Regions from separate parts of the Homo sapiens genome. Here all the other regions are linked to region 4. A link is a loop called in an ENCODE intact Hi-C map of the cell type or tissue named here. Cell type or tissue: PC-3. All regions are shown on one strand. Region 1 overlaps UMODL1 (uromodulin like 1). Region 2 overlaps LOC107985502 (a long non-coding RNA gene). Region 3 overlaps UMODL1 (uromodulin like 1). Region 4 overlaps C2CD2 (C2 calcium dependent domain containing 2).

Region 1 (5,000 bases), 180 kb before region 4:
GCCCTCAGGCCATTTGCCTTTCGCCATGATGCTGGGTTGATTGTTGACAGCAAAACAGGTTTACTGCAGAACATGGATAAGAACCAGAAAAGCGTGGCCAGGGGCAAGTTAGCATGTGGACGTATTTCCTTCCAGCCTTTTAAAATGCAGGCATGCTCTGAGAGCATAGCTTGCCTCTGCCACCAACTAGCTCCATGCAAATCCACAAACCGCTATTCTCATCATTGCATAACAGCCCGGGGCGGGGACACCTGGTAACTTAGCACCTTCTTTGTTACTGGATGATTGGTGATTTCCAACTCTTTGGCTTTTAAAGTAACACTGAAGATGAACATCTTTGTATTTAAACTACGGTCCAAACAGATCAAATTCCTTAGGACAAAGTCGTAGAGCTGATATTTCAGAATCCAAGTGGATGGCCACTTTGAAAGCGTTTGATTTATGTCACCAAACTGGTTTCCAGGAAGCATGAGCAAATCCTTCTGCCACCAGCAATCTGTGCAAACACCTGCCTCACTACACTTTCACCAGTATTCATGTCAGCAGTAAAGAGACCTTTTGTTTGCAATTTGATGGGCAAACAGTGCAATGCATTCTAATGGGGATGTCTTGGGTTACCACATCTTTGTTAGTCATTCATATTTCTTCTTTTATACCTTGTCTGTGTAGAGCTTTCGTGCATTTATCCATCAGGTTCTTAATATTTATCTATTTGTATGATCTCTCTATATATTTGGGATACTAACACTTCACCAAATTATTGAAAAATTTTTTGTTTACTTTGCGTTAAAATGGTGCCTTTATTTTGATTTATCTCTGCATGCAGTCAGCATCTCATCGTTTTCCTCTAAAAATCGTATTTTCTTTAGGAAGTCCTTCTTATTCTAAAAATCAAAAAATTAATATGAATCTCCAATTTTTAAAAAGTCTTTTGTTTCTGATACATGTAACTATAAGCCATTCATCATTTATGTTCAAGTATGATAGGAGAAAAGAATCTGAATTGTCTTTTTCTCCCTGCTTTTCTCGTTAATTATCTTTACTGGGATCTCCTTGGGAACTATGCTTGGGGGAGAGTCTGGCTGCAGAGAGGGATGCATCTGCCCTCAGCCCATGGAAACAAGCAGCGAGGGGGCAGTCGACCCGGAAAGAAAGCAGCACCCCTGGGGATCTGCAGGTTCACCCAAAGATGTTTTCAACACTTCAACCTTTACACAATTATAATCACAATAAGAGGGACAGACAGGGTCCTATCTATTTCACATCTTCATCTAATTCTGGGGGAAGAAGGACCACATGGGCACAACACGACATCTTTCAAAAGCGAAGGGTGGTGGCTGCCCTCTGGCTGCCTCTGGTTCCAGAACACGGGAGAGGCTCCATCCCAGCCTCTCGTACCCTGTATGAAGGTGTCGCCTCTGATCACCTCCAGCAGAGGCACGGTCTGGAAGGCGGTGAGAAATGCAGCTGACACCTCCTGGACATCCACATCTGCGATTATCAGCAAGTGAAACTCCACCACGATGCTGCCGTTGGTGACGCTGACGACTTCCATCCTGACCCCACCAGCGTCCATGTGCTGACACATGGTGGCTGGCAGGGAGCCCCGCACCTGCGGGGAAAGAGGCCATGTGAGGAGGTCCCCACGCTGAGAGGAAACAGATGCCCGTCTCAAGGCGGTTCCTCCTGCCAGTCTGCCCAGCAGCAGGGCTGGCCCGTGGCACAAAGTAAAAGCCACAGGTTGGTTCTGGGCCCCTTTCCTGTCTGCTGTGTTTTCAAGCCCAGCACAAACGCCTGGGAGTGTCTGTGATATGAGAAGAGCCCTTGTTTCCCCCCCCAAACCAGTAAACGGCTTCAGAAAGATGCCTGTGGGGCGAGGGTGGGACTTGGGGGCACAGGCAGAGACCCTACCTCATGGGGCTTAAAATTTGCTGGGGGCTCACAAGGGCTTCTAGAACCTAATACTCCTGGTTTGCAGCCACCGAGGGCAGGGGGCTGAGTGCAGGGTCGTGGGGAGGGAGACCACTTCCCGCTGCCTTCTCTGGAACAGCTCTTTTGCTCCTGGCACTGCAGAACATGTCCCCTTTCATTCTTCCTCCCTACCTCTCCCCAGACTGCTTCCTGTGAGCATTTCCAACTTCCCCATTAGGACAGGGGGTTCCTGCCCCCGAACGCCCTGCTTTCTACTCTGTCTCTTTGGACACAGTCACACACCACACGCTATATGATTGATTCCATGCTAACCCATCATGGTCAAAGCACTCAGAAAGGCAAACAATCTTATAATGAGCTTCAATCATCCTCAGTGCAAACCTCCTATGGGTACTTCCAGGGTTTGTCCTCACAGGTGCGATGGCTCAAGGCCTGGGTCATGGACTCACTTCCCGGCTTCTGGGCCACCAAGGTGAACAGATCCATTGTCCCTCTCAGAGCCTGTGGACCCCAGGGAGACCACAGCTGCCCTTGGTTGGCTCAGTAGATGACTGTTGTCGTGACCATCTTCACAATCAGTTCTTCCCTCTCTCTTTCTCTCAGAGGAATCTGGCATAGTCTTGGATTAATGTGACTTTTAGCTGCATTTCAAACCAACCTCTAAGCAAACTTCCAGGCCCCTTGCTAGGAAGTGGTGAAGAGCCAGGGACCAAGCCATGCAGCCAACACCTCCTGACATCCACGTCTGCGGTTATCAGCAAGTGAAACCCCCGAAATTTCTCTTAACATCCTACTTCTGTGATTAAGTTGTATAATTATTTGCTGTCCTGAAATTCTAGGCAAACAGAAAAACAACACCCCAAAAATGGGCAAAGGAAGAAATGGTTCAAAGAGGAAAGATTAATCAAGAAACTCGGGAAGGAAACGGAGCTGCCTCTTTTGACCACTCGAGCCAGGTGGAAGGATTCAGTGTTTGTTGTTTAATATTCTAACTACTATTTAACCTTATCAATGAAATCACATTATTAATCAAACCGTCAACAACTGTTGAATGCACAAACCAGGAGCAGGGAATGAGCTAGGCCGTTCCCAAAGGCTGTCGAATCTTCTCATCTGTGGGGGAAGCGCTGGGGTTTGCAGCCCTGCTACGGTATTACCACGACAGGCCACTAGGTGGCAATGTCAAACCCTCTCTGTGCTGAGCTCAGACTCAGGAAATCTACAATGTGAGATTCCGTGCAAACAAAATCACTAGATTATGACAAGGGCACTCCCTATACCTCAAAAAGTCCACAAGAAGGCATGTCACTAAATGGTAACAGATAGCATCCTGGAGAATGCTGAGGGGATGGCAGGGAGGAATGCAGGAAAGAGCAGGAAAAGAACTTTCTCTGAGGCAGGGGCATTGCAGCACTATTTATAACAGACAGAAGGCGGGAGCCGCCCAGTGCGCTCGGTGAATGAATGGATGAGACTGCATGGGTTATGCCCCAGCCATAACAAGGAATCCAGTGCTGACACATGCTGCCACGTGGATGAAACCAGAAAACCTCATTTTAACTGAAAGAAGCCAGACACAAAAAGTCACATATTGTATGATTCTGTTTCTGTGAAATGTCCACAATGGGCAAATCTATAGAGACAAAAAGCAGATAAGTGATTACCAGGAGCTGGAGGAAGTGGCGAGAGGGAGTGACTTTTTTTTTTCTGTTTTTGAGATGGGGTCTTGCTCTGTCACCTAGGCTGGAGTGCAGTGGCAAGATCTCAGCTCACTGCAACCTCTGCCTCCTGGTTTCAAGCGATTCTCCTGCCTCAGCCTCCTGAGTACCTCGGATTACAGGCACCCGCCACCACATCCGGCTAATTTTTGTATTTTTAGTAGAGATGGGGTTTCGCCATGTTGGCCAGGCTAGTCTAGAACTCCTGACCTCAGGCGATCCACCCACCTCAGCCTCCCAAAGTGCTAGGATTATAGACATGAGCCACCATGCCCAGCTGCGAGTGACTTCTAATGGGTATAAGGTTTCTTTTTGGGTGATGAAAATGTTCTGGAATTAGTAGTGATGGTTGCACAATTTTGCAAAATAGTCTAAACCACTGAATTGTACAGTTTAAAAGTAGATTTTATGGTCTGTGAAATAAATCTCATTTTTTACAGGTTTAAAAAAAAAAAACCGTGGAGGGACTTTCTGCTTCATAGGTTCCACAACTGAAAAACAGGTTTCACTGGACAGAAAGTGAAGTGTGAAGTAAGGATGCAGCAGAGGAAGAGTTGTGCCTCCTGTCTGCTAACCGTGTCTTCGCCGGGGCAGATCCAGGGACACTCAGGGAGTCAGGCCAGAGCTTAACGTCCTGGCTTCCTTCAGAAATGAGGAGCTCATAGGACCTATAGGTCAAATTCCTAGTTGGATGAGACTAGAATTCTTTTTTTTTTTTTCCCACAGGGTTTCACTCTGTTGTCCAGGCTAGAGTGCAGTGGCACGATCTCGGCTTACTGCAACCTCTGCCTCCTGGGTTCAAGAGATTCTCCTGCCTTAGCCTGCTGAGTAGCTGAGGTCACAAACATGCGCCACCATGACAGGCTCATTTTTTGTATTTTTTTTTTTTTTTTTTTTTTTGGTGGAGATGGGGTTTTGCCATGTTGCCCAGGCTGGTCTTGAACTCCTGAGCTCAGGCAATCTGCCCGCCTCTGCCTCCCAAAGTGCTAGGATTACAGGGGTGAGCCACCGTGCCTAACCTAGAATTCTATCAGCCTTCCACCCTTTCCCTCCTGAAAGGAATTAAGGGCTGATATCACCAACTCACCATCCTGAAGAATAGTTCTAGGAAATCTCGATACTCCTGGCTGCTTGCGTTGCGAAAGGATTCTGAGTACCTGACATTTTTGATTCTGACCTTTCCAATGAGCTTCCGGGCTGCTGCAGGATGGAGGATAAGCACATTTGGAATTGGTGCTGTATTAGATAACAGACTAACATTTCAATATTAATAAATGTATTTTCATGTCCAGGAAGAGCATCACACCAAAGCCAACCCGTGTTCTAGAAAGAAGGAATAGTGCCAGGGCT
Region 2 (5,000 bases), 120 kb before region 4:
CAGAACCAGAATGCAACAGAAGCAGAGCCGAGCGGCAGCAGCTAAACCCACGAGCAGCAGCAGCTAAACCCAGGGTCCACGTCAGCCTGGGGTCAGAGGCCAAGTTCAAGCAACACAATTGGGGCCCTGCCTGGGGGACGCTAGGGCCACAAATCAGCATCAACCCAAAAGGGGAGAACCAATATTGACCCATTCAGCGCCAATCCAAATACTCATTCCAATCAGTGCCAATTCAAACACTCATCCCACTCAGCGCCAATTCAAATTCTCATTCCTCCCTGCTGCCCTTCAGTCCTCGGCCCACTGCCATCCCACTTCCCGACACCTAAAACAGCACTTCGCTGTCGCTTCTCTGAGGTCATTGGTCCCTTTATTCTGTGACAATGTGAGTGAAGGTCTCCCCTGCCCTGATAGGTGATGGGCAGCACAAAGGGAGGAGTCAGGGCCTGGCGCGGTGACCCACGCCTGTAATCCCAGTGCTTTAGGAGGCTGAGGCAGGAGGATCACTTCACACCAAGAGCTTGAGATCAGCGTGGGCAACATAGTGAGACCCCTGTCTCTACAAAACAATACAAAAGAAAAAATTTGCCAGGCGTGGTGGTGTGTGCCTGTAGACCCAGCTATGCGGGAGGCTGAGGCAGGAGGATCACTTGGGCCCAGGAGGTCTAAGCTACAATGAGCCTTGTTCAGGTCACTGCACTCCAGCCTGGGCAGCAGAACCAGGCCCTATCTCGAAAACAAAAACAAAACAAAACAAAAACAAAAGGAGGAATCAGGACCTAAGACTACTTCCTCCTGGGGCCCAGCCCATGTCTGGCATACAGTAGGTACTCAATAAGTGCTTGTTGAATGGCCTGGGGTCAGCCCACATACACATTAGGGTAGGACCAGGAAGCAGCAGGCAGAAGAGGGCTCCCCACAGCCGCTCATCGCTCCCAACTCCCGGGCGTGCATATTATTTTAAGGACCTCTTCTATGGTCTCACAGACCCACAGCCGTGCTTCCCAGAATAGCCGTGACCAGCAGCAAAACACTTCATTCCGACATTCAAGGCTCAGACGGGTCGCATGTTCTTTCCCGTGGAGATCACAAACCAGGAAAGTCACTTTTTCAGCAGCTCTCTTCATCTGCCTCCTGCCAAGGGAATCCAGGAGTGTGAGGAAGTCACTCCCAGCTGAGAAACTGATGCCCTCTGATGCCCTTGGTCTTGGTAATATATTTAAATGCCATGTGATTATATAGTTACAATTCTTAGAAGGGTGGTGGTTCCCTCTAAAGCTGGCCATTTTACAAACCACTGACCTAGAAAAAGACTCTCACTATTGCACTGTAAAGATGAGGAGGGACTCAGAAGCTGACGGCCATTCATCCTCCCGGCTGCTCCACATTTCCAGGCGTGCAGAATGCTCAGTCGTTGCAAGAACCATGATGCAGGGCTGGCACTGCACAGGGACTCTTTCATGGAGGGTAGGGAGACCCACCAGAAAATCCTGGCCGGGAATTCAAATACATAACCCAGACATAACATGTTGCAGAAATCGCTGGCAGAAACCCAGCCCTGTGGCAAGACAATGCCTTCTTAGCATGCTGGCAGGCGAGGTGACCGCAGTCACTCAGGGGTTTGGTAGAGGTCCTAAAAACTTGGAGTTTCCTTTCAGATGAGTAACTTCTTTTCCATTTTCCAAAGGTTAGGAGGTTTTTGTTAAGAAATACATTTGAAGTGACGTTAGGAAAAACATACCCTTTCCGAAAACCCCAAAGAATGTGAAGAAAGTCCATCCGCATTCAGCACTCAGTGGCTTTCCTGGGGAAGGGCGGGCGTGGGCCCCCGTGCTAACATTTGCATAGTAAATGAGGGAATGTTTACCAAGCAGTGTTCAGTGGTTTGAGGCTTGTATAAATAAAAGATAAACAGATGAGGAAGCCCAAGTGGAAAGACCGGTTTGGAACGTCTCACTGACTGACTGGTGGAGCCATTGGGAGCGTTTTTCCATCCCAGAAGGAAAAAGGGAGAGCAGCATTTCCAGCCAGACTTCCAGAGAGTCTGCGGAACTCGTTAGGGAGGAGAGATCTGTGCGGTGTCTGGGGAAACCGCCTCGTGTAAGGGTCTCAACAGAGTGTTTGAAGGGAAAAAGAATAAGCTGTGAGGGGGTAGGACACACCCTGAGAAGGAAGAGATACAAAGATATGTTCGAATGGTGTCTCCTCAAAATTCATGTCCACCCAGAATCTTAGGATGGGACCTTATTTGGAAAGGGCTGTTGCAGATGTAAGGTCAGAGATGAGATCATCCTGCCCTAGCATTGCCCCGAATCCAGGGACAGCGTCCTTCTAAGTGACAGAAAAGGACTCCGAGGAGGCAGAGGTTGGAGAGATGTGGCTGTGAGCCAAGGCGCACCACGGTTTGCCGGTAACACCTGCAGCTGGAAGATGTAAGGAGGGTGTCTCCTCAAGAGCTTCCAGAGGAGAAGCACTCTCACTAAGAATGAGATCTGTTTGCTCACGAATGCTGACGCCTCTGAGATCTGTTTGCTCACGAACACTGATGCCTCTGAGATCTGTTTGCTCACGAACGCTGACAACTCTGGATGCTAGACTGGGTACAGATATTTAATGGGATTTGCCCTCAAGATCGCCCAAACTCTTTTGAGAAAATCGGATGAGGACATTGTCGGGCTGGCTTGTGGTGAGGACAGAGGTTGGAGATAAGGTGTTCTGAAACCGTGACTTGACTTGTAAGTTGAAGTAGGCCCTTCTTGTTTGGCCTATCCTTCCCGTGGTCTATTAGACGAAATGGAGGGACAGCACTTAATCAATCAATTCCAGGAGGGAGGCAGATGACCCGGGGGAGGGAATAGGACCAGAGATACCCGGCAAAGTTCTGCTTGGCCATCATAGCTTTACAGGTGTCAACCAGCCATGTGACCTGCATGACCTCCATGTCTACCTGTGAAGTCTGGGCTACAGGCGCACCCTCCAGGGACTTCCAGAACCCAAACCCAGTGATGTAAGAGGCAAAATAATTTCAAGTCTCCTTTCATCTATTTTTATAAAGTAGAAATAAAATGGCCTTTTGGTCAACCAATCTGTCCTCTTGGAAATACCCTTTCTTGGAAGAAAGAAACACAGGGAGGGAAACACCGAGAGTGATGGTGTCTCCTGGAGGTCGGGCTGTCTTCCTGCACTTCCGTTCTGTTCTTCACATTCGGCACCCCACACCCCCCACCACCTTTAATCCTGGTCCAACTCTGGGTCTGGGTCCTGCAGACGGTTCCCAGCCCCTGCGTCTTGGAGTTCCGGCAGAGAATTTCTGTGACTTTGCCCTCCTACTGTATCCCCATCTATTGCTGAGAACCCCCCAAAATGAGACCTTCTGACTGCCTGCAGCCCAAAACCCCAGTGAATCAGGAGAGGGAGCAGGCGGCATGCCTCCCACCGCCGCATCTCACCTGCTCAGCCCTGCATTCCTCATGTATGGAAAGTCCTGGGGAATGAGGTCCTGCGCGACTTCCTGCTCCAGCACATTTCAAGGTTGTGCTTGTGGTATAATGGACACCCTCTGCCCAGAAGCAAGCAGGGAGAGACCCCAGATGGGCTGTGAAGTAGGCACTAAGGTTTCACTCCACTGTTTCTTGGAGGGCGTCCTCCTTCCTCCTCCTCCCTGCTATTCCGTGGGGTCTGGTTGCCAGGCTCACAATGCCCACCCACCCCACCATTCTTCCCACCCAGGGAGCCAGAACCACCCACGTGTGCATGTCGAGCTGGGTCGGGGGCACAGCAAGGCTTGCTCCACCATCTGCAGCCTGTCATACCTCCTGTCCACCCAAAGGCCACTCCTAATCCTCCCTCCACTCTGGTTAACACCAGCTAAAATGCAGGTCCTCCTCGCCCTGGATTCGGCTACACCACTGATGAACAACACACAGGCAGAGGAAAGTGTTTGGAGGTCTTTCACAGGGAAGCAATTCATGTTTATTTGGTAGAGCCAAAAATTCAACAAGGGAGTAAAGAAGTTCCTCCAAGGTGGGTTTTGCTCAGGACAGGCAGACATTTCTTGTGGCTAGAAGTGAGTGGCAACAGGTCCTCCGGCAGTGATGAGCTACCTGGCCTCAGGAGCATTCAAGTAGACCGAAGGCCATGGGAGGTTCCAGAAGCTGGAGCAACAGGCCAGGCTTGGATCATTGTGAAGGCCTTGCTGGGGCAGCAGGTGTACACTCTGCTACATGAGAGAAGTCCCTGAGGGGAGAAGTGAGTTTGTCCAAGGAGTAGGAGAGAAGCTTCAGGGACAGAGGACAGCAACAGTATACTCTGAACTTGGATCGCTTGAGAACATTCAAAGGCCAAAGCCATCCTCTTACTGCCACCTCTGCTTTCAGGAAGAAGGGGCTGTGTGGGCCCAGAACCGGGTCTGAGAGAGAGGCTGGGCCTGTTTGACATCACACACCTCCACTCCTGCTGGAGAAGGGAGCCAAGGTGGGCTGAGACATTCCCAGACTCAGTGCCCACAGCTCCATCCATCTGGAAGACTTTGGGTCAAATCCATAAAGAACGTGAGAGGGGCCGGGGAGCCAGCCCAGGATGACTGAAAGTGCAGTGAGTTCTCTGTCTGAGCCTCCAAGGGTCTTCTGCCTGGGCGTTCTCTGCACCACAGGCAGGAGTGGCCATCTCTTGGAGGTTTTCTAAGGGCTGAGCGAGAGACAGAAGCAAGGAGTTTCCATACAAGCCTCCAACACCTGAGGAAGAATTGGAATAACTGCCGGTGGAGCTGCAGGGTCCCAGGGGAGAAGCCCAGGCTCTGAGTCCACAGGGACTGAGACCTTTGCTTATCAACTCGGCAACCTCAGGCAACGATGCTTCCTGGGCCTCAGTTTACTTGTCTGTGGGGAATTGACACACTAGGTAAAGTGGGGCTGTTAGGAGGCACTGAGCATGTTAGTTCTTGTTCCTACATCCCCAGGGCAAGACTTCCTCCCAAGGGAGGTGATCCAATGACAAACTCA
Region 3 (5,000 bases), 160 kb before region 4:
ATTTTCTTTAGTGGCAAGAAAAGCAGAAATGCTTCAACTGAGGGTGGCCCAAAGCTTGGGACCTGAGATTGTGGGTGGCACCCCCGTCTCCAGGGTCACCAGAACCCTGGAATCAAAAAGACCCCCCACTCACTGCCTGGCCTTCTAACAACCACCCGGCTTCTTAAAGTCTGTTCCTTGGGAACATATGTCTCACTGAAAAAGGAAGGGCGGGCTACAATTTCTTTTCCAAAAAGTCTGCTAAAAGCACTGACTGTTCTATTTTTGTACAGTCAGGACACAGCCCCAAGCATTTTTTTAATCCACGTTGGTGGAGGATGGTGTGACAGCAAAACGCCCTGCAAACAGGAAAGTGGGGCGGCCACGAGCAGGCGCAGCAGCTATAACAGCAGCCCCCCAGCCCACACCCAGGGCTCCAACCTTGCCTCCTTGTTGCCATTCAGATATCAAACTTGACGCAGAGCGAGAGAGCACATGGGTGGGACAACAGATGGCCCACCCAGATTACAGGCCATTTAAAAACGCATTCTATAAGGAGTGCTTCTGAACGGAGCAGAGTTAAAATTAAAAGGGCACCCGTACTTATTTGAAAAGAACGCAGAGGAATGGTGTTTGGAAAGAAGTCTCACAGGGTACGGGGCTGGCAATGCATGCTTTACCTCTTTTAATAAGTATATTTACTCTTTAAATTAAGATGCCAGGGGGTTTTTGGATCACTGGATGGGGGACCTGCAAACCTGGCATTTCAAATGCTGTGAAGCCCTCCGAGGCATCTGCAGAAGCTGCCGTCAGTGACTTTTGCAACTAAGAGAGATTGCAAGCATTTGGGGTAAAAGAATCTCATCTAATCCAAAGAAATGCATTATCCCTGAGGACAATGTTCCCATCCAATATCTGTGTGGCCCTTTCTCCAGTGTGTTACCTTGAAGCATTTGGAATTGTCCATATTTGACCATGTTTGACCAATAAGGGCACCAATTTCTTATGGCTCAATTTTTTTTAATTGAGCTTCTACTATGCACCCAGCATCACCATAAACACTGAGGGAACAATGATGAGTTAAGGTCCACAGTGTCCAAGCTAACGCAGCATGCATTATAGCAGCGGTAGGAACTTGCAGGGAGCTATAAATTAACTCCCTGGTGTGAGCCCCCTGCAGTACTCCCTCCCATGACATCCATGTCACAAACCAGCCAAGCTATCAGCGACATGGTTACAGGTAATGTTTCCTGGGTACTGTGTGCACCAGCCATGTTATCCTATTTAGTCCTTACAGCAATCCCAGGTAATAAGTTCTTCTAGGATCCCCATTTTACAGAGGACAAAACTGAGGCCTAGAAAGGTCAAGTAGGTAGTAAATGGCAAAGCTGAACAATAGGAAATAGCAAAGTTCACTTGCCTTACTACTAAGCTTTCCTATCACCAGTAGCAGGCTGAATAATGAGCTTCAAAGATATCAAGTCCTAATCCCTGCAACCTACGACTGTGACCTTATTTGGAAAAGGAATCTTTGCAGATGTGATTCAGTGAAGTATCTTCAGATGGAAAGATAATCCTGGATTTCCCAGGTACACCCTAAATGCAATCACAAGTGTCCTTATAAAAGAGAATCGGGGGGATTTATACACAGACACACACACACACACAAAGGAGAAGGCGGTATGAAGCTGGAATAGAGAAAAAACAAAGATGTTGACCTTGAAGATGGAGTAGGGCTGGGCGTGGTGGCTCACATCTGTAATCCCAGAACTTTGGGAGGCCAAAGTGGGCGGATGGCTTGAGCCCAGGAGTTTGAAACCAGCCTGGGCAATATAGCAAGACCCTATCTTTACAAAAAACACAAACATTAGCCAGACGTAGTGATGTGTGCCTATAGTCCCAGCTACTTGGGGGGCTGAGCTAGGAGGATTAATTGAACCCAGGAGGTGGAGGCTGCAGTGAGCCGAGACTGTGCCACTGTACTTCAGCCTGAGTGACAGAGCAAGACCCTGTCTCAAAAAAAAAAAAAAAAAAAAAAACAGCAGAAGAAAACAAAGGAGTGATGCAGCCACAAGCCAAGGAATGCCGGCAGCCACCAGAGGGCAGAGAGGCAAGGAATGGATTCTCCCAGAGCCTCCTGGGAGCACAGCCCTGCTGGCAACCTGATTTAGGCCCAGTGGTAACTATTTCAAATTTCTGGTCCTCAGAACTGTGAGAGGATACATTTCTCTTGTTTGAAGCCACCCAGTTCATGGGCCTTTGTTAGGGAAACCCGGGAAACTTACATATCTACGAAATTTCACGGCAGCTGTTCCCGTGGCTGGACAGCACAGCTTGGAGAGTTTTCTTTGTGTTGTAAAACCAACCAACCAACTTCTAACGTGCTAAGGCCAATCTCTCTTTTGTTGGACAGACCTTGGGGTATTTTAAAACTGGAAATCTTCCTTCTACCCCCGACTCCTCTCTTCCAGGGTAGGCCCCTATAACTTGGTTTTTGGTTTTTCATTAGCCAGGACACCCTCCTTTGGTTACCCTTAAATGGGGACCCTTTTCAGTGTCCCCCTTAAATGTGGCCCTAGAAAATGATGCTCTTGACTCTGGGTTTGTATGACCCAAGGCCACGGCAATGCGGATAATCTAAACTTCAGGCCCCAGAGCCCTTGCTCCACAGCCCTCCCCAACCACAGCTAGGAACACAAGTTCAGAACTTTGCCTCTATCTGGGTAAAGCACCCTGGGTTCTCCACGTCTGACAGTCTGGCCCTTGTTTCTTCCCGGGCAGCCGTGACTCATCTCTGGTTCAGCAGGGAAGGTGCCGGGGATGCTGTTTCCCTTAGCAATATGCAATTGGAATTCACTCTAAACTGCTGATCTGGAAACACTGGATTAGTGTGTCCTGCCCTATTAGAAGTGAAGCTGGGGCCGCGCAGCCTCCCCTCTTTGTGTTTGGCGGTCGCTCGAGCGGCCCTGTATCCTGACGCAATCTGGCAGTTCACTGTGCCAAGCAACACGGCAGAGTGTGACTGCCAACAAACCTAACCGTAAATAGAATCTAATATTTTTCCGGATGACTGACCAGGGTAAAAATAACTATTTGGAAAATACCTGTTTTCCAACCTTCTGTGCTCACGAAAGGGACAGGATTCTCACCCTGGAAGCCACAGAGCAGGAATCTATAGACAGTTCTCTGCAGAGCTTAGTGGGGTGCCGTGGGATGTGGACGTGGCGCGAAGTTCTAAGTGGATCTCAAGGCCACGTGCTGCGGGGTACAGGAGTGTTCTCAGTGTTTTGCTGGCAGAGCTGGGCTGGAAATTTTTAATACCTGGAGACCCCGGGGATGACCACTGTGAAAACCTCTCTTTCCGTGATTGATCCAGGAAACGTTTGTGGAGTGCCTGCTCTTTGCGGGGCACCAGGGATTCATCTGCCAGTGGGTGGAGGGCAAGTCCGCTCTCCCCACACAGCCTCATTCTGATAGGAGGGGAACGTTCCTGGTGATGGGGGGAAGATCTGACCCTGGAGCCCGCCACATCCACAGCTGGCTCTGGGAACTGGTCCACTCCCCCAACCCCTCGCCCACAGGACAACGAGAAGAGCCAATCAGAACCTTAGGCTGAACACGGGGTCTCCTGCCTGCAATCCCAGCGCTTTGTGAGGCCAAGGAGGAAGGATCTCTTGAGGCTGGGAGCTTGAGAACAGCCTGGGCTACTCAGTGAGACCTCGTCTCTACAAAAAAATTTAAAAATGAGCCAGCTGTGGTGGCGCATGGCTGTGGTGGTGCATGCCTGTGGTCCCAGCTACTCCAGAGGCTGAGATTGGAGCCTGGGAGCTGGAGGCTGCAGTGACCGGCGATCACGCCACTGCACTCCAGCCTGGGTGACAGAGTAAGACCCTGTCTCTATAAAAAACAAACAATAAAATTAATTAAATAAATAAATAAACCAGAACCTTAGACTCCTTTTCCTAGTTGGGTTCTAGAACGCCAAATAAAATAATTCAACTCTTCTGGAGCTCTACCCAACTCTTGGTCCTAAGCACTCATGAAGGTTGGAAAGGGCATGGCGGTTTTCCTGAGTGCACTGGGACAAAAGGCAGCCCCCGAGGGCGGGGGAGAGCCCATCACACTCTCAGGCAGGTCCCCGCCAGAGGGCTCCTAGGGAAGACAGCCTTGGGACACAGCTGGTTCATGTGCGTCTTCAGAGGACCAGCCTTGGGATCTTATGCAAGAAAATCACCTTCGTCCCCCTCAATTTCCTCTTCTGAAAAAAAAAATGAGCTTAAGGAGAGTAGTTGCCTCTTGGGGTTAGTCTAAGAATTTAAACGAAGCAATACCCACAGAGTGCTCAGAGCAGAGCCCAGAGCGCGTGAAGTGCGGGCAACTGCCAGCTGTGGTGTTATTGTGAACAAAGGGATGGTCCTCAATGTTGAGTCCCTTTTAAGGAAAAAGAACATGCAAATTAAATGATTAACGAATTCAAATTGGATATAAAGAGATTCCCTGTAACCCCTGTCACAAGGTTACAGTTCCAGACTCTTGAAAGCAACAGAAGTGCTCCCGTGAGGGGAAAGAATATTATATGATTGCTTTAGAAAGCCACTAGTTTTCAACCACCAATAATTATCATGGTGAAAACCAGGCTTCTTCTTGGAAACTTTATACACATTATAGGAACTGAAGAAAGCAGCTTATAAAATTACACATGTAGCAGGATTTAAATAAGGTTTAAAAAAAAAAACAAAAAAACCCTCAACCCTGCGTTCAATAAGGTCAAAACCTGGAAAGGAACAGGGAATAGAAAGAGCCGGGATCAGCTTCGCCTGTCTTTTGAGAGACCCCCTGGGAGTCCACAGCCTCCTCCACATCAGGCTTTCCTTCCCTCAGCCTGTTCATAGTCAAGCTTCCCTGCAGGATTCTCGGCTATTCTCGCTTCTTTCTCTCCTCCAGCTGTCTTCCTAACCCGGGCTGCTGGCTGCTTCCCTTCTGCTCTCCTGAAGTCTGCACCGGATCCCCGTAGTTCCCAC
Region 4 (5,000 bases):
CTGTTGAGTTACTTGAGTTGTTTATTTATTTTGGATATTAACCGCTTATCAGATAAATGGCTTGTAAATATGGGATTCCATTCCGTAGGTTGTCTCTTCACTCCGTTGATGGTTCCTTGGATGTGCAGAGTTTTTAGTTTTGGTGCAGTCCCATTTGTCTGTTTTTGTTTTTGTTGCCTGTGTTTTGGGGATCATACCAAAAAAAAATCATTGCCCAATCCAGTGTCTTAAAGCTTTCCTTCTATGTTTTTTTTTCTAGTAGTTTTATAGTTTCTGGTCTCACATTTAAGTTTTTCATGCATTTTGAGTTGATTTTTATATATGTGTGAGATAAGGGTCTAATTTCATTCTTCTGCACGTGGATAGCCAGTTTTCCCAGCACCATTCAAGGTGTCAGGACTTTTTTTTTGAGACAGAGTCTTGCTCTGTTACCCAGGCTGGAGCGCGACCTTGGCTTACTGCAACCTCTGCCTCCCAGGTTCAAGTGATTCTCCTGCCTCAGCCTCCCGAGTAGCTGGGATTACAGGTGTGCACCACCACGCCCTGTGAATTTTTGTATTTTTAGTAGAGACGGGGTTTCACCATGTTGGCCAGGCTGATCCACTTGATCCACCCACCTCGGCCTCCCAAAGTGCTGGGATTACAGACATGATCTACCGCGCCCGGCCCTCAGTGTCAGAACTTTTCTGGCTGTGGGGGTCAGGCTTCAGCAAGCACAGACGGGCATGCTGCAGTTTGCAGATACTCCCACACTCTGGCAAGTTCAGACCTCAGGCTGCCATGGTTCCATTCTGTCTCAAACATAGGAATTCCGCTATTATCATAAAATCAATACGAGTTCATTGATGAAAACTTGAAAGACACAGAAGAATATTTAATAAAAACACACAGTAGTTGCATGAACTGGTGATTAGCTCTGTTCATGTGTTGGTGTGCATTGCCAGTCTTTTGCTTCTGCATTTATTTTTTGCTACAATTTACACTATATTCCATTTATATTCTTTCCCCCATGTTACTAAAATTCCCCTAAAATTCTAATGAATGAACACATAAGAGTCAAGGCTGGCCAGCGCGGTGGCTCATACCTGTAATCCCAGCACTTTGGAAGGCCAGGGCAGGTGGATCACGAGGTCAGGAGTTCGAGACCAGCCTGGCCAACATGGTGAAACCCCGTCTCTACTAAAAATACAAAAATTAGCCGAGCATGGTGGTGCACGCCTGTAATCCCAGCTACTTGGGAGGCTGAGGCAGGAGAATTGCTTGAACCTGGGAGGTGGAGGTTGCAGTGAGCCAAGATGGTGCCACTGCACTTCAGCCTGAGCGACAAAGCCAGACTCTACTCGGGAAAAACAGAAAAAACAAACAAACAGACAAACAAACAAGCAAAAAAAAAAAACGAGGCAAGGCTGTGAAGCAGCAGCCGTGTTGTCCTGGTTAGGAGCATGGTTCCTTGCTCCGTTCTTTCTCTTCCTCTGTGTGGCTCGGCTTCTCACCTGTAAAGGTAGAGGATACTGTCCACCCCCTAGACGGGCTATGAGGATGGAGTGAGTTACCACAGGTACAGCACATGGAGCAATGCCAAGCCTGTGCGGGGCTCAATATTTTCTCCTACCTCTGTTGTTATTTTTGCTCATGTGTTTATTTCCTCACTGTTCCTAGAAGTAGAAGAGTAGAGGTACTTGAGAAAGAGTACGTGCATTTTGAAGGATGTTGATACATATTGTCAGAAAAGCAACCTTAGGAAGTGGACTAGCACATGTTTCAGGATCTTGATACATAGTGTCAGAAAAGCAGCCTTAGGAAGTGGACTGTTTTTTATTTTTTGAGACAGGGTTTCACTCTGTCGCCTAGGCTGGAGTGTACTGGCACAGACACTGCTCACTGCAGCCTCCACCTCCTGGGCTCAACAGTCCTCCTGCCTCAGCCTCCCCGGTAGCTGGGACTACGGACATGCAGCATCATGCCCGGCTAGTTTTTTTATTTTTTCTGTAGAAATGGGGTCTCACTTTGTAGCCCAGGTTGGTCTTGAACTCCTGGGCTCAAGTAATCCATCGTCTTCTGCCTCCCAAAGTGCTGAGATTATAGGTGTGAGCCACCTCACCTGGTGAAAGTGGATGATTAAATTGTATTTGTTTTGATATAATTACAGAAATAGTTCATGGTCATTAAAAAGTTAAAAATAAAAATGTCCAAACTTTTTTTTTTTTAACCATCTATCTCCTGCTGCCGCCTGCTGGGATGAGGCTGCTGTTAACAGTGTTCTCGGAAGCTTTTTCCTGCCGGAGGAAAAGCACACACACACGGACTCTTGTTTTGTTTTGCAACAATTTTCCACGTAGCTCTTGACTTTTATGTTTTTGTGGCCAAATGAGGAAAGGAGCCCTTGCCACTGCCTTGTCGTGGCTGTGGCTCACACTGTCCTTTGAGGTGGGGTGAGCCCACCAGTTGAGTAGACGGGTTCCCTCCCCTCCCCTCCCCTTTCACGGGGCTGTGAGTGCGGGAGGAGGAGCCTGGTCGCTCTTGCCAGCCTGGATCCTATGCATACCCACAAGGAGGAAGTCCTGTTGGGATCTGCCCGGGCTCCTGGGAAGGGTCAGTTGGGAGTAGAACACCCTCGGGTGCTTGGATTGTGTACATGGCCTTTTCCATTCTTGGATGAGCATCTTGGCCAAACATGACACATTTTTAGGGCACTGTTTTTGCAAAGGCATCCAGCCAGCTTAATCTCTTGTAAAATGTCCAGGGTGAGACACTGCTTAATGTTCGTGCGTTAAATAAAAATGATAAGACAGCAAGGCCTCTTTTTGTTAACACTGTTCGGTGAGTTCAGCCCTAGAACTGCCGTGTAGGGCAGCGGGTTCACAGTGGTGTTCCTCTTCTCTGGTATCTAAGCCACACACCCCCATGGTCTCCAAATTTACACCTAATTCCGTGTCTGCACCGCCTCGTGTTCCCTCAGCTGGGCATAATTCTTGAGAAGGAAAAAAAAAAACTGTAACAGAACTTGAGGACCTGTGACAAATAAGAGGTAGAAAAGAAACAGGAACTTCTCATTCCAGGGCATCGCCCCTCCCTTTCAAAGCTCACACTTTGGTGTCAGGTTGCCTCTTCCTATCTTTCTAACTCAGCCTTGACAAGGGACATGTGGTTGGCATTTGAGCCAAGACAGGGACAAGGCCGCCGGAACCCAGCCTGTCTGTTATGTAATGCCATCTCTGATCGGAAGGATAAGGCCGAGGACTGGCTGGCCTGAGCTCCCCACCTCCTCTCCGCCGACAAACCCCTGACTGGTGTTCCATCTGGAGTCTCCCTGTGGGTCCCTCTCCCAATGAAACTGGCTGCCGTGCCCACTGGATGCCTTTTTCTTGGACTTTCTCCTGCCACCCTGAAGGCCTCGGTGTGTCCAAGTCATCACCTTTGCAAATATCTGGTTCATCTGCAAAACCCTCTCTGCATAGTCTACACAGAGTGCGGTCTTCCAGAACTTGGAGCAGCTTGAGTCATCCCACAGGACCAACGATAGATAAGTGCAGAGTCCACACCCGGCCCAGCCGCGGCTGCGGCCAGGAGCAGTCTCAACTATGTTTACTCACAACACTTTGGACACCAAATGTGTGGGGGTTTTTCTCACACCGATTATCAGTTCTTCAACTCTGGTGCCAACTGGGTGTCCTACAGTTCAACTCCATTCTGACATTACTCAGACTTAACACAGATCCCAAAGGCCCAGGGCTAGGTCCCGCAAGACGGCCCCCACTTCAGACACCAGGCGTAAGCTCCGGGTTGCCCCCGTTCTTCTGACTATCTGTAGATGGCAGACTTCCCCAACCCACCCCACTGAGGTTCACATATTTTACTAGAGCGGCTCATAGCACAGAACTCAGGAAAACAGTTTACTAACTATTACTAGTTTATTGTGAAGGATATGACTCAGGATCGGCCACATCGAAGGGATGCTTAGGCGGGCGGAGGGGGAGGGCAGGGACTCCAGCAGCTTCATGCCCTGCCTGGACGAGCCACCCGCCCGGCACCTTGATGTATTCACCACCTTGGAAGCTCCCCAAACCCATCCTTTCAGGGTTTTTATGGAGGATTCATTCGCTAGGCATGATGGATTACATCATTGGCCATAGGTGATTGAATGCGACCTCTAGCCCCTCTGCCCTCCCTGGAGGTGGAGTGGTGGGATGCTGGAGGTGGGGTGGTGGGATGCTTGAGGTGGGGTGGTGGGATGCTGGAGGTGGGGAGGTGGGATGCTGGAGGTGGGGAGGTGGGATGCTGGAGGTGGGGTGGTGGGATGCTGGAGGTGGGGTGGTGGGATGCTGGAGGTGGGGTGGTGGGATGCTGGAGGTGGGGTGGTGGGATGCTGGAGGTGGGGTGGTGGGATGTTGGAGGTGGAGTGGTGGGATGTTGGAGGTGGGGTAGTGGGATGCTGGAGGTGGGGCTCAAAGTTTCTCAAGTGACCAGCCCCCATCCTGGTGCTATCTGGGGTCCCCCCCAACAGCCCTTTTGTCAGCATATAAAAGACACTTGGCCAGGCATGGTGGCTCACGCTTGTAATCCCAGCACTTTGGGAGGCTGAGGCAGGTGGATCACGAGGTCAGGGGATCAAGACCATCCTGGCCAACATGGTGAAACCCCGTCTCTACTAACATACAAAAAATTAGCTGGGCGTGGTGGCACGCGCCTGTAGTCCCAGCTGCTTGGGAGGCTGAGGCAGGGGAATTGCTTGAATCTGGGAAGCAGAGGTTGCAGTGAGCCGAGATTGCGCCACTGCACTCCAGCCTGGCGACAGAGCAAGACTCCGTCTCAAAAAAAAAAAAAAAGACACTCTTCTCAAAAGACGCTCTTATCTCTCGGGAGATTCCAAGGGTTTTCAGAGCTTTGTGCCAGGCATCAGGAACAAAGACCAAACACATATTTATCACAGGCAGCAGGCCCTGCAGGGCTGTGGCATTTTCCTAAGGGAATTCTCCTGGGTGCCTGCCTTGCAGGGTATC

The links. Peaks named below come from ENCODE experiments on the same cell type or tissue, not always from the same donor. Only the 100,000 strongest peaks of a DNase experiment are listed, where the experiment ranks them.
Region 1: a loop joins it to region 4, with 7 times the contacts of the local background. A loop is called at or near these places in 31 of 110 quality-filtered maps.
Region 2: it touches region 4 in a loop (5-fold over the local background); 11 of 110 quality-filtered maps call a loop at or near these places.
Region 3: a loop joins it to region 4, with 5 times the contacts of the local background. A loop is called at or near these places in 11 of 110 quality-filtered maps.

The regions. Positions count from the first base shown.
Region 1 is chr21:42,115,723-42,120,722 of GRCh38, reverse strand. It overlaps UMODL1 (uromodulin like 1), which reads right to left. Exons shown (of 23, transcript NM_001004416.3): 14 at 4,738-4,850; 15 at 1,399-1,612. Among named protein-coding and RNA genes, the nearest start is that of UMODL1-AS1, 9.7 kb to the right of the region's middle. RefSeq lists enhancers at 1-21, 9-714. In PC-3, CTCF peaks have their summits at 2,893 and 3,099 (motif pointing right); DNase peaks (open chromatin) are centred at 522 and 3,142; H3K4me3 peaks cover 757 bases; H3K27ac peaks cover 2,235 bases.
Region 2 is chr21:42,054,069-42,059,068 of GRCh38, reverse strand. LOC107985502 (a long non-coding RNA gene) reads right to left here. Exons shown (of 2, transcript XR_001755063.3): 2 at 3,940-5,000. Among named protein-coding and RNA genes, the nearest start is that of UMODL1, 15 kb to the left of the region's middle. In PC-3, no CTCF peak of the experiment used is centred here; DNase peaks (open chromatin) are centred at 1,628 and 1,908; H3K4me3 peaks cover 1,915 bases; H3K27ac peaks cover 2,199 bases.
Region 3 is chr21:42,092,108-42,097,107 of GRCh38, reverse strand. The region is part of intron 6 of UMODL1 (uromodulin like 1); the gene reads right to left. Among named protein-coding and RNA genes, the nearest start is that of UMODL1-AS1, 14 kb to the left of the region's middle. RefSeq lists an enhancer at 3,226-3,731. In PC-3, a CTCF peak has its summit at 2,108 (motif pointing right); a DNase peak (open chromatin) is centred at 2,837; H3K4me3 peaks cover 1,052 bases; H3K27ac peaks cover 2,120 bases.
Region 4 is chr21:41,931,253-41,936,252 of GRCh38, reverse strand. All of the region lies in intron 2 of C2CD2 (C2 calcium dependent domain containing 2), which reads left to right. Among named protein-coding and RNA genes, the nearest start is that of SNORA91, 15 kb to the left of the region's middle. In PC-3, CTCF peaks have their summits at 2,243 (motif pointing left), 3,604 and 3,803; DNase peaks (open chromatin) are centred at 2,622, 3,132, 3,512, 3,952 and 1 weaker place; H3K4me3 peaks cover 2,403 bases; H3K27ac peaks cover 3,139 bases.